Regions from separate parts of the Homo sapiens genome. Here region 2 is linked to region 1. A link is a contact called in ENCODE Hi-C or POLR2A ChIA-PET data. All regions are on one chromosome and are shown on one strand. Each heading gives the region's core, a stretch centred on a gene start or an enhancer-like site at or near the end of the contact. The rest is flanking DNA. Distances are from core to core; before and after follow the strand shown. Region 1 overlaps WDR70 (WD repeat domain 70). Region 2 overlaps WDR70 (WD repeat domain 70).

Evidence for each region. Hi-C counts contacts between places; a loop is a spot of excess contacts on that map. ChIA-PET counts read pairs that join two places held with the same protein, here RNA polymerase II (POLR2A).
Region 2: a map of psoas muscle shows a loop between it and region 1 (5-fold over the local background). The contact joins two enhancer-like sites. A Hi-C loop is called at or near these places in 1 of 168 maps with a recorded cell type or tissue (psoas muscle). POLR2A ChIA-PET finds 5 or more read pairs at or near these places in 2 of 52 experiments (AG04450 and activated T-cell).

Annotation. Positions count from the first base shown.
Region 1 is chr5:37,462,057-37,467,210 of GRCh38, reverse strand. All of the region lies in intron 7 of WDR70 (WD repeat domain 70), which reads right to left. Among named protein-coding and RNA genes, the nearest start is that of WDR70, 85 kb to the right of the region's middle. Within about 2 kb of position 2,435, at least 2 of the 41 ENCODE cell types and tissues checked have a DNase peak (open chromatin) inside an H3K27ac peak, as active enhancers do.
Region 2 is chr5:37,663,326-37,668,479 of GRCh38, reverse strand. All of the region lies in intron 10 of WDR70 (WD repeat domain 70), which reads right to left. Among named protein-coding and RNA genes, the nearest start is that of GDNF-AS1, 170 kb to the left of the region's middle. RefSeq lists a silencer at 2,419-2,713. Within about 2 kb of position 2,544, at least 8 of the 41 ENCODE cell types and tissues checked have a DNase peak (open chromatin) inside an H3K27ac peak, as active enhancers do.

The DNA.
Region 1 (5,154 bases), core at 1,186-3,685:
CTGTCGTCCAGGCTGGAGTACAGTGGTGCGATCATGGCTCACTGCAACCTCCGCCTCCCAGGTTCAAGCAATTCTCCCACCTCAACCTCCCAAGTAGCTCAGACTACAGGCGTGCACCACCATGCCCAGCTAATTTTTGTAGAGACAAGGTTTTGCCATGCTGCCCAGGCTAGTTTCAAACTCCTGAGCTCAAGTGATCCACTTGCCTCGGCCTCCCAAAGTGTTAGGAATACAGGCACAAGCCACCACGCCTGGTCAAAATATCTACTGTTTAAGCTACCCAATTTATGGTATTCTGTTTTAGCAGCTGAAGCAGACTAAGATACCATCCTATAAGCTACAGATCAGCACTATCCAACAGAACTTTACATGACGAGGAAATGTTTTATATCTGTGCTATCCATTATGTTAGCCACTAGCCACATGTATCCATCAAGTATTTGAAATACGGCTAGTGCAACTAAAGAACTTAAATTTTTTTTTTTTTTTTTTTTTTTTTTTTTTTGAGATGGAGTCTCGCTCTGTCGCCCAGGCTGGAGTGCAGTGGCGCCATCTCGGCTTACTGCAAACTCTGCCTCCCAGGTTCACGCCATTCTCCTGCCTCAGCCTCCTGAGTAGCTGGGACTACAGGCGCCCGCCACCATGCCCGGCTAATTTTTTGTATTTTTAATAGAGATGGGGTTTCACCATCTTAGTAAGGATGGTCTCGATCTCCTGACCTCATGATCTGCCCGCCTCGGCCTCCCAAAGTGCTGGGATTACAGGTGTGAGCCACCACGCCCAGCCAATTTTTATTTTATCTTATTTAAATAACCACATGTGGCTAGTGGCTAATGTATTGAACACTACAGCTGTAGACAATATGAAATAAATATAAAGCAGTCTCAACTTTGGAAAAACAGAAGACTCTTACTGCCTCATAATATAGATGAAAAATGAAATACTAAGTTAAGTAAAATGTTCTTTAAAGAACAGAAACAAAAGAAAACCTAATGAAAGCTATAAAAGTCCATTGGATAATAATGCTACCAGTACTAAGGAAGTACAGCCCCTAAAAGTGACTTGCAGTCACAAATATAAAAATGACTACTCAAGTGAACTCCTAAGGTAAAAATTCGTTATTCACCATGCTCCAAAATGGTCTGTAATATTCTTCAGAGATGGCATGGTAAAGTACGATACAAGGGTAATATTAACAGTATGCTGTCACAGGTGCCATTCTCTTAAAAAAGAAATCCCAAAATAAATATAAATGGAAAGCAAATAATTAAACACATTAAATAGAGATTATTACAAAAATCCATAAGGAATTCTGGTGGAGAAACAACTTAATAATCAAAATCCCAAATATAAAATTTATCTATCAAAAATGAAAATGCTGACATACAGTTTCTTGCAAAAAAAAAAAAAGTTTAGAAATTTTTTTAATATAAATAAATAAGAACATCTTTTTAAACAAAATCTTAGGCTGTTGAGTCCCATTTATTTTCTACACCTCTAATTCCAAAGCTGAGAAACAAATGGATACTTCAGAAAAAAAAAAAAAAAAAAACTCATGACAATTTGTCTTTTGGACACAGAATATAAAGGAAAAATAAAATCTATGTCTATCTGGCCAGACCTCAATAGAATTTTTCGTCCTAGCTGGTTCCTAAATCCAAATCAGATACTTATCAATAAAACTGTTTTTCTGCACAGCTACTACTAGCTAGAAACTGCTCCTCCAAATTTATACTGACCCATTTCTTCTAAAATGTTGAAATTCTAGCTGATAGTTTTTAAAAAACCATTCTTAATGTACTGATTCCAGAGTACTAATTTCAATGGCCAAGAAAATTCAAAAAGATTTGGAGTGGTCTCTGAGATTAGAATGTGTGACAATGTGAAGCATTTCACTACAATGTCCAAGATTAAAGTGTCAAAGCAGATGAGGAAATGAAACTCCCAAAACAGATGCCCATGAGAAAGGAGCCCAGAAAAGCAAAAGGGGCCACAGCCCAGGACCTTACAATAAAGAAAAGTGGCTCTGGCCCCATGGTATCCTTCCTGAAACACTGGGAAAGAATGAAGTCCTTAGCAAAATTCTGACCAGGATCCCAAATTTAAATGTAAGCTTGTAAGGAAAACACCTATGGACTTGTGTTTAAATTTGTCCATCTAAGATATAAAATTACAAGTTTGACCAAATGTGCCAGTTGTCCACTTACTGTCTCTCAGCTCCGAATTCATCCTTTCCTGTCTACTCTGCAGAAATGAACTTGGACCCTTTAAACATTTTTCCTTTGCTAGCTGGCATGATGTTAGATCGACATTGTAAGAGGAGATTTTCCTCTTCTTTCCAAGAGTCTTGTGTGCTCCTCTTGGCAGGCTTCTGTACTGCAACACAGCTTCTCCAGTGTCCAGATCCAGCACCCGTGCAGTTTGCTCCACTGTCAGGCTCCTGAAGTGCACAGCAGTCAGCAGCACCCAGTATCTTCCATCAGTACCTCCACAAGGCAGTATTATAGCAGAGTGATTCTGATGAGACAGATTTCTACCACAGCAACTTCTCTTCATTCAATGAGCCACAGCCATGCCCCCTCAAACAGGGTCTGGATCTTAATCTCAGAGGCCCTGGATGTTGTATCTCAACCCCAGGGGTTGATGCTCCTTTTATCTGTTATTCTTATATTCCTTAGAGTTCTCTTTACTTTTTACTAGCCAATCCTCATTGCTCCAAAACCCTATTATAGCTAGCAATTCTTCGTACTGATCTTTCCTTGTTCAAATTACATGTGATTTCTCTATTCTAATCAAACACTGACTGATAGATCAAATTTCAGGCAATTAATCAAACTGAGAAAATTATAGGGCATTATGTCTAATTTGTTATTTTATATATTAGCAAACACATAAGATCTGATAATCAGAAAGTTCAGAGCGCTAAACCAAAGTCTCTAAAGAAAGAATGGAATGAATCAGTTCACAGGATATATGCTTGTTAATGCTACTCCCATTTGGGGGAAGTGTAATTTTCTCCAGTAACCATGAAAAATAAGAGATCACTTTGTTTCTTCTGATGATTTATTTTTATTTTAAAACAGAAATGAAAATCTAAAAAATATAAAAGTTTAAGAAGACAAAGTAGAAACAGTCAATGGCTCCATTTCTCTGGCAAACTAATAACCAAACTGTTCTATCTACATTTGGTGGGAAACCCAAAATTTCAGTGATCCCACACTAATATTCACATTGTTTTTCTGCTATATAGGAACACTTTTAACATTTTCCCTCTGTCTCACTGTTTGTCATGTACTCTCTGTAGACTACTTTGCCAACATTAAAATGAAATGTTCAGCATCAAGCTCATCATTCCTGTCTCACTTCACTCTTAAGTCTGCTAGCCACAGAGTTAAAAGGACAGGATTAAGAGTCATTAGACACAGTACTAAGGAGAATTAAAGGGGCTGTTCAAGGGGCATAACATCTGCTCCTCAAATTCCTGCCTAAACAACGAAGATTCCGATCAAAGAGAAGAGAGAGAAAGCCAATCTAACCAGTAAACCGGAGTCATGAGGAAGTGAATGCTCTCTCACGGAGTAACTCTTGACACCAGAGGAAGGCTTAGTGACATTGCACAATTGTTTCTGTGAAGTTATTCATGGGGCAAGTGGAGTATATGAGTAGAAGTGGAAGGGAATGGGAAGGTGAAGATTGAGGATCCTTTTAAGTAGTTTTTGCTCAGCTAGCAAAACAAGCTGGGACATGCAAGACAGATAAACACAGCTGTTTGGGGCTGTCACTTGGGGCTCAGGAGCCAAGGTGTCCTGCTGTAGTGAAAAGTGCACTGGAATGTGAGTCAGGAGTTCAGGGATCCAAGTCCTCATTCTGCTGCTAACTAGCTGCGTGATGATGAGCAAGTCTACTGGCTTCACTAGACTCAGTCTTTTTTTTTTTTTCGATACAGAATCTCACTCTGTCACCCAGACTGGAGTGCAGTGGCACGATCTCAGCTCACTGCAACCACCACCTCCTGGGTTCCAGCAATTCTCCTGCTTCAGCCTCCTAAGTAGCTGGGATTACAGGTGCGTGCCACCATGCTGGGCTAATTTTTGTATTTTTAGTAGAGACGGGGTTTCGCCATGTTGGTCAGGCTGGTCTCAAACTCCTGACCTCGTGTTCCGCCCACCTTGGCCTCCCAAAGTGCTGGGATTATACGCATGAGCCACCACGCCTGGCCTTAGTCTCCTTATTTCATGGAAAATGAGGAGACAAGACTAGATGGCAACACTATACAGAGATGCTCCTGAACCCACAGAGTTGACGTACTAGTTAATATAACTTTGCTGAGTCCTGGTTTCCTCCACTGAAAAAAACATGAGAAATAATACTTTTTATAAAATTGGGTGAGGATTAAAAATAATATACATAAAGACACCTAGTACAGTAACTGAAACAAGTAATTATTATTATTACTACTTTATTTCCAATGCTAAGATTATTTGAGGGGTATAAAATCTTGGTAGCCAAATGCAATGTTATTTCAAATGCACTACAAGTTAGTATATGTTTAGTACATGTCTTAATTATTGCTAACCAAAATACTCAAGACTTACAAATTAAGGACTTGGGCCGGGTGCGGTGGCTCACGCCTGTAATCCTAACACTTTGGGAGGCCGAGGCGGGCGGATCACAAGGTCAGGCGATCGAGACCATCCTAACTAACACGGTGAAACCCCGTCTCTACTGAAAATACAAAAAATTAGCCAGGCGTCATGGCAGGCGCCTGTAGTCCCAGCTACTCAGGAGGCTAAGGCAGGAGAATGGCATGAATCCGGGAGGTGGAGCTTGCAGTGAGCCAGGATCACGCCACCGCACTACAGCCTGGGCGAATGAGCGAGACTCTGTCTCAAAAAATTAATTAATTAATTAATTAAGGACTTGCAAATGTCACCCAAAAATGTAAAAATATATTTTGTCAATATAAGGTTGATTCTCCAGAGGGTGCAAAAAAAGAATATAAATAAGAAATCCTTAAGAATTTGGAAATAGGAAATATATAAGACTTCTAAGGAAAAAGAGCTGAGGACTTCATCAGACTTCCCTACTCCAAATGCCAAAAGAAATAACCTAGAAAAATATTAAATCAGGATAAATGAAAGGACTACTGAAAAC
Region 2 (5,154 bases), core at 1,295-3,794, 200 kb before region 1:
GCTTCAGAAATCTGAATGCAAAAAAACATTTTAAGTCCTACAGAAGACCCATGCTTTTAGAATTTCAAGAAGGCATGAAATGAAACATCCTGTCTTTCTTGGACTTTGAGACTCTAATTTATAATCTTCAGACATCATACAGAATCATTCAAAAAGGCAGATATTATCTGATTAGATGACTTAAATATCTGGTATATTTTACTGTTCTGATGCTAAGCAAAATATAATTTTTACTGGGAAAAAAATGATACAACTAACACAGAATTTCATATGATATTCTGTAGGTCTCCAAATGAGGATATCACCTAAATCACCAAGAGGAATGATTTAGAAAGAAAGTCCTTCCAGAGAGAAAGCCCAAGAGCAAGGGTTCCTAGAGAATTGTTTTTTGTTTTGTTTTGTTTTGCTTTGTTTGTTTTTGTAACATCATCATATTAGGGGACTACAGCCAAGTAAGCCTGCGAAACTAGAGTTTATTTGCACACCATGGCCTTGTCTTGAAGATTCACAATAAACATGAGTATATTAAAAGCCAAAGTCTTTTAAGTAGTAGTCCTAGAATAAATCAACCTCCTTAACATTTCTAAAGCTTATTTGACTATAGAACCTTTTTTTTTTTTTTTTTTTTTTTTTTTCAGATCGTACAGACTAGCATGGATTGAACTAACATTCTCTGGACCTCACTGGAGAAACATATACCTAGAGCAAGGTCTAGCAAACTTTTTCTAGAAAGGGGCTTATAATACATATTTTAGGCTTTGAGGACCATACAGACTCTGTTGCAACTGTTCACTTCTCCTGTTGTAGCATGAAAGCAGCCATAGCTAATACATAAACAAATGGATAAGGCTATGCAATCCAGCAAAACTTTATTTATAAAAAAGAGGACAGGCTGAATTTGGCCCACAATTAGCTCACTTTTATCTGGAAAAAACTAAAACCTTAGGAAAAAGACCTCTATTTGTCAAATCACTGTTAGCTAAGTTAAAGGCCTCCTGTGATTCAGTAAGAATTTTAAATGGCAACATTAATGGTGGTGGAAATAATAATAATGATGATAATAACAGCAACAGCTACAGTTACTGAACATGTTGCTATTCAGTGCAGTAAAACATACATTTTCCAATTTCATCATTAAAAGAAAGCCTCCTGGGGTATGTGTAATTATTATCTCATTTTACAAACAAGAAAACTGAGGCTGAGTGAAATGAATGGCCCTCAGTGAATGACACCTCCTTGTATCCCCAGGGATGACAGTGCAAGGAGTGAGATGGACAGCATAAAATAACTTTTTTTCTCCTTCAAATTATATAATGCATTCTTTTTGCATTATTTTAGATTTCTCAAAAAAGTCTAGTATAAATTCAATCTAAGGCAGAAGCTAGTAGTGTTTCATCCACGAAGAGGCAATAAAAATCACCTACCAGTCACTTGTTACCTCCCTCTAGATCCAGTCATGGGGGCTGGTACATAGTAATAGCAAAAACATGTATTGGACACTCACTATGGGCTAGATATTGTCCTAAGTGCATGGAATCTAATAACCCTTTGAATCTTCTCAACTGTCCTAAGAGATAAGTACTATTATTATCCCCACTTTCCAGGGAGAGTATGGGGTGCAGAAAGGTAAGGTTAGTTACCCTAGACATGTGACCAGTAAGGGGCAGAGCCAGGATTTGAACCCAAGCAGTGTGTCCCAGGATCTGCACACTTAACGACCACTATACATGGTACATAGTACTCATGGTTCCTCTGATTTCAGGCTACCTCTGCTCTGACCCTCATTTGCAACTAAAGTGAGCCTAGACTCTGTTTGTGCAGCACCCTTGTTCTTCCCTTGCTAGGCCAGTCCTGTCACCAACCACCAACGGAATCTGAATGTGAAAAGTAGGGAAGTAAAGCAAGAGTTAGGTGTAGAATAGTGGGTTCTATTAGCACTACCACAGTTTCTGAAAACAGATAAAATTATCATCCGTTGCTAGACCCAATCTCAGGCCATAGCTAAACTGAGTCCATAAGCACAAGCTGATTGGCCTTTATTCAAGATCACACCAAGAGTCCCTAAAGTAATTTAAAACTTGGCAAATAGCACAGTTACTAACTGGCAATAAGGAAAACACACTCGCTGCTGTAGATCTCCTTAGTTGCCCTTTATATGATATCACCTTTTCTTCTTTATCTTTAACTCCTAAGTCTGGGGTAACAGGAGTTGGGGATCTTAGGCTGTCTATGTCACATAAGAAACACAAGTGTGAACACAAGTGCAGATCCCAATTCAGCTTTTAATTGAAGAGGAAAGCCACCATGCCAACACCGGAAGCACAGCGCCGTGGAATGACCTGCCTAGACGGGAGGGAAAGCCCGGCGGTGCCCCCCTTTGAAGTCCAGCTGCCTGAGATTCACTGGCAGCCGACCTTCAAAGAGAGCCGATGCTTCCTTCCCTCAGCCTGGCTGCCAAGCTTCCCGGGCAGCTGGGCAGATTTAGCCACTCTCTCCCCAGCTGTCTGTGAACGCTGGCAGCCAGTTCAAGTGACGGATAGAGAGGTGGTAAGGAAGGGAGGGTGAGGAAGCAGAGGAGAGGGTGGCGGGCCCAGTGGCGCCAGGGAAAAGAGGATGCTGGGTTTCCTTGGAGCTGACCTTATCAAAGTCAGTCAAAAAGACAAAGCTTCCAAAGGGAGTACAATCCAACTATACGACAAAGCAACTTTCCAGAGAACAGGGAGATTTCAAATACACTTTCCTTCAAAAGCTGAGTGAATCTGAAATGTACTCATCTAAAGATAACCCAATTGCTGCAGAAAATAGTCCTATCTCTACATAGGGATGTGAGAAACAAAGTCAAGGTCAAGCATCAAAATGTACAAATTTTTGACTGATTTTTATTTTCCAGCAGCATGAGTTCACACTTCTTAGAGACTTTTGGGGGTTGTTTGCTGACTTTGTTGTGGCAACCCTTCTGTTCCCCTGGCAGCCAATTGCTGAAACAACTTATCTGTTTCTGCGCCTGTGCAGCAGATGCTTGGACAAGACTGGCTTATTTAACATAAACATTACCAATGTGCTGTTATGTTTATCCTGTTGAACCCACATGCTTGGAGTAGGGAATAGTGAGTGTTATCAGCTGCAGGTACAAAGGGGATGCAGAGCAGTTCTGTAAGTGACCACAAACTCTCAAAAGAAGTCTACTCAATAACAAGACTTCAAATTTGGTAAAGTAGGAGACAAAGTGATGAGAATATAGGTGAATGGAAAGAAGAACTGAAGAGGTATAAAGAGAAAAGTAAATCATCAGATTTTCATTGTATATGAAGTCCTCTGGCAGCTATATGGCAATGAAGGAAAGATAGATTAGAAGCCAAGGAGAAAAAGGATCATACATCTCAGGAAATCTTTTCTCTGTTTAGTACAATTTGACTAAAAAAGGAATGCATGGATGAGCTGGTACACTTGACAATATGAACAAAAGACCTACATATTCGTACAGACCATCTTATTAAGTCACTAGCTACAAATTTATCTTCCCTATTCTTTAGATTGCCTTGAAACTGTATGACACAGCATCCAGCACTAAGTTCAGTGATACTAAACACATCCAATCCAAAACTTATTATCTAAATTTAAAAGTATAATGCTGATCTTATAGAAGAACAACCAATTAATATTTGCTAAAATTCACTCATTCTACAAACATTTAGGAGCCCTTGTTATGTGCAAGGCACTATGCCAGGTGTGGCAGATGTCAAGATCGGTTAAATGGCTCCTTACCCAACAATGAGATCTGTCTAGAAAGGGAGGCAAACATTCAAAACAAATATCTACAATAAATTGTACAAAAAAATGGCAATATCCATAAACTGTATAGTAAAAACACCAAGAAAAGGTCAACTTTATCATGGTAGTATAATATTAATAGGTTCAGAAGGAATAGAAGATGGGAAAAGAAGTCAGGTAAAGCCTGGTGAGGATGCTGGATCACAGTCTTTGAAAGTTAAGGAGGAGATCTCTAGGGATACAAGGAAATACTACTCCACTAGAGGACACTGAATAGAAAAGTCTTAGAAGTGTGAAATAGCACCTTACTTTTGGATCTATAGGTAGGACTCAATAACAGACCAGGAGCAGATAAAACTGGAGAGCCAGAGATCAAACCATTAGTGGCTTCATATGCCCTTCTATGGAGTTTAATTTTTCAACTTGTGGGTAATGTTGATTTTTTGAAGGGATTTAAGGACAGAGGAGTAATATTGTCATAAGAGTATTTTAAAAGATCACCCTGCAGTGGTGGGAAAGATGAATTGGAAAAAGGAAGACTGAAGACAGGGAGGATGAGTCAAGAAACATCTGCAGTGTTCTAGGTGAGGGCTTGAGCTGTGTCATTAATGGAGGAGTAGGTAAGACAGCAATTTAAATTGCAGTCGGTGGCTTTGGTATGGGCAGTTCCAGCTAATTTGTGAAGTGGATGTTGCAAATATAGTCTACTCTGGGTAGAAACCTGGCAATAAAAAAAGTTAGAGTTGGAGAAAGCTTTTGTTAAATAAAATAAATAAAAAGCAGAAACTTGAGCATATTTTCTAGGAGCCAGTAGGGATGAAAAGGATAAAAATACAGGAAAGGGAGTAACTGATAGAATTAGGGCTCAAAGGAAGCAGGAAGGACATAATCAGGCACGCAGGTGGAAGGATTAGTGGGGAACTACAAGAGAAAGACCTCTTCCTTGGCGACTGCAGGGAAGGAGGCTGAGAGACCACAGCAGTATGCGCACAGAGATACATACAAGGGCACAAAGTCTACCAGAAGTCCGGCCTATTGTCCCTATTTTTCCAAGTAAATGAGAGGAGATAATTGAGTAGGAAATGGGGGTTGTAACGTAAACCAGAGAAGAGTTGGGGAAGTTTGAAAACACCCAATGAGATGAATGACAAGAATTAACTGGACATAGAAAAAAAGAGACTGCCAAGGCCAGGAAGGCCCAAAAGAAAATAAAAATCATAAATCTGGAATGGCACTACCCTGCAAAACTGTGGGCTTTTTTTCAGGTCGGACTTAAGAGCCAGAGCAAGGAAGCAAGGAAATCATATTACTGGGATAGTCGAGTAGAAAACAGAAAATAAAGCACAGTTTAAAATCTTGGTAAAATATGTATTACAGAAATCA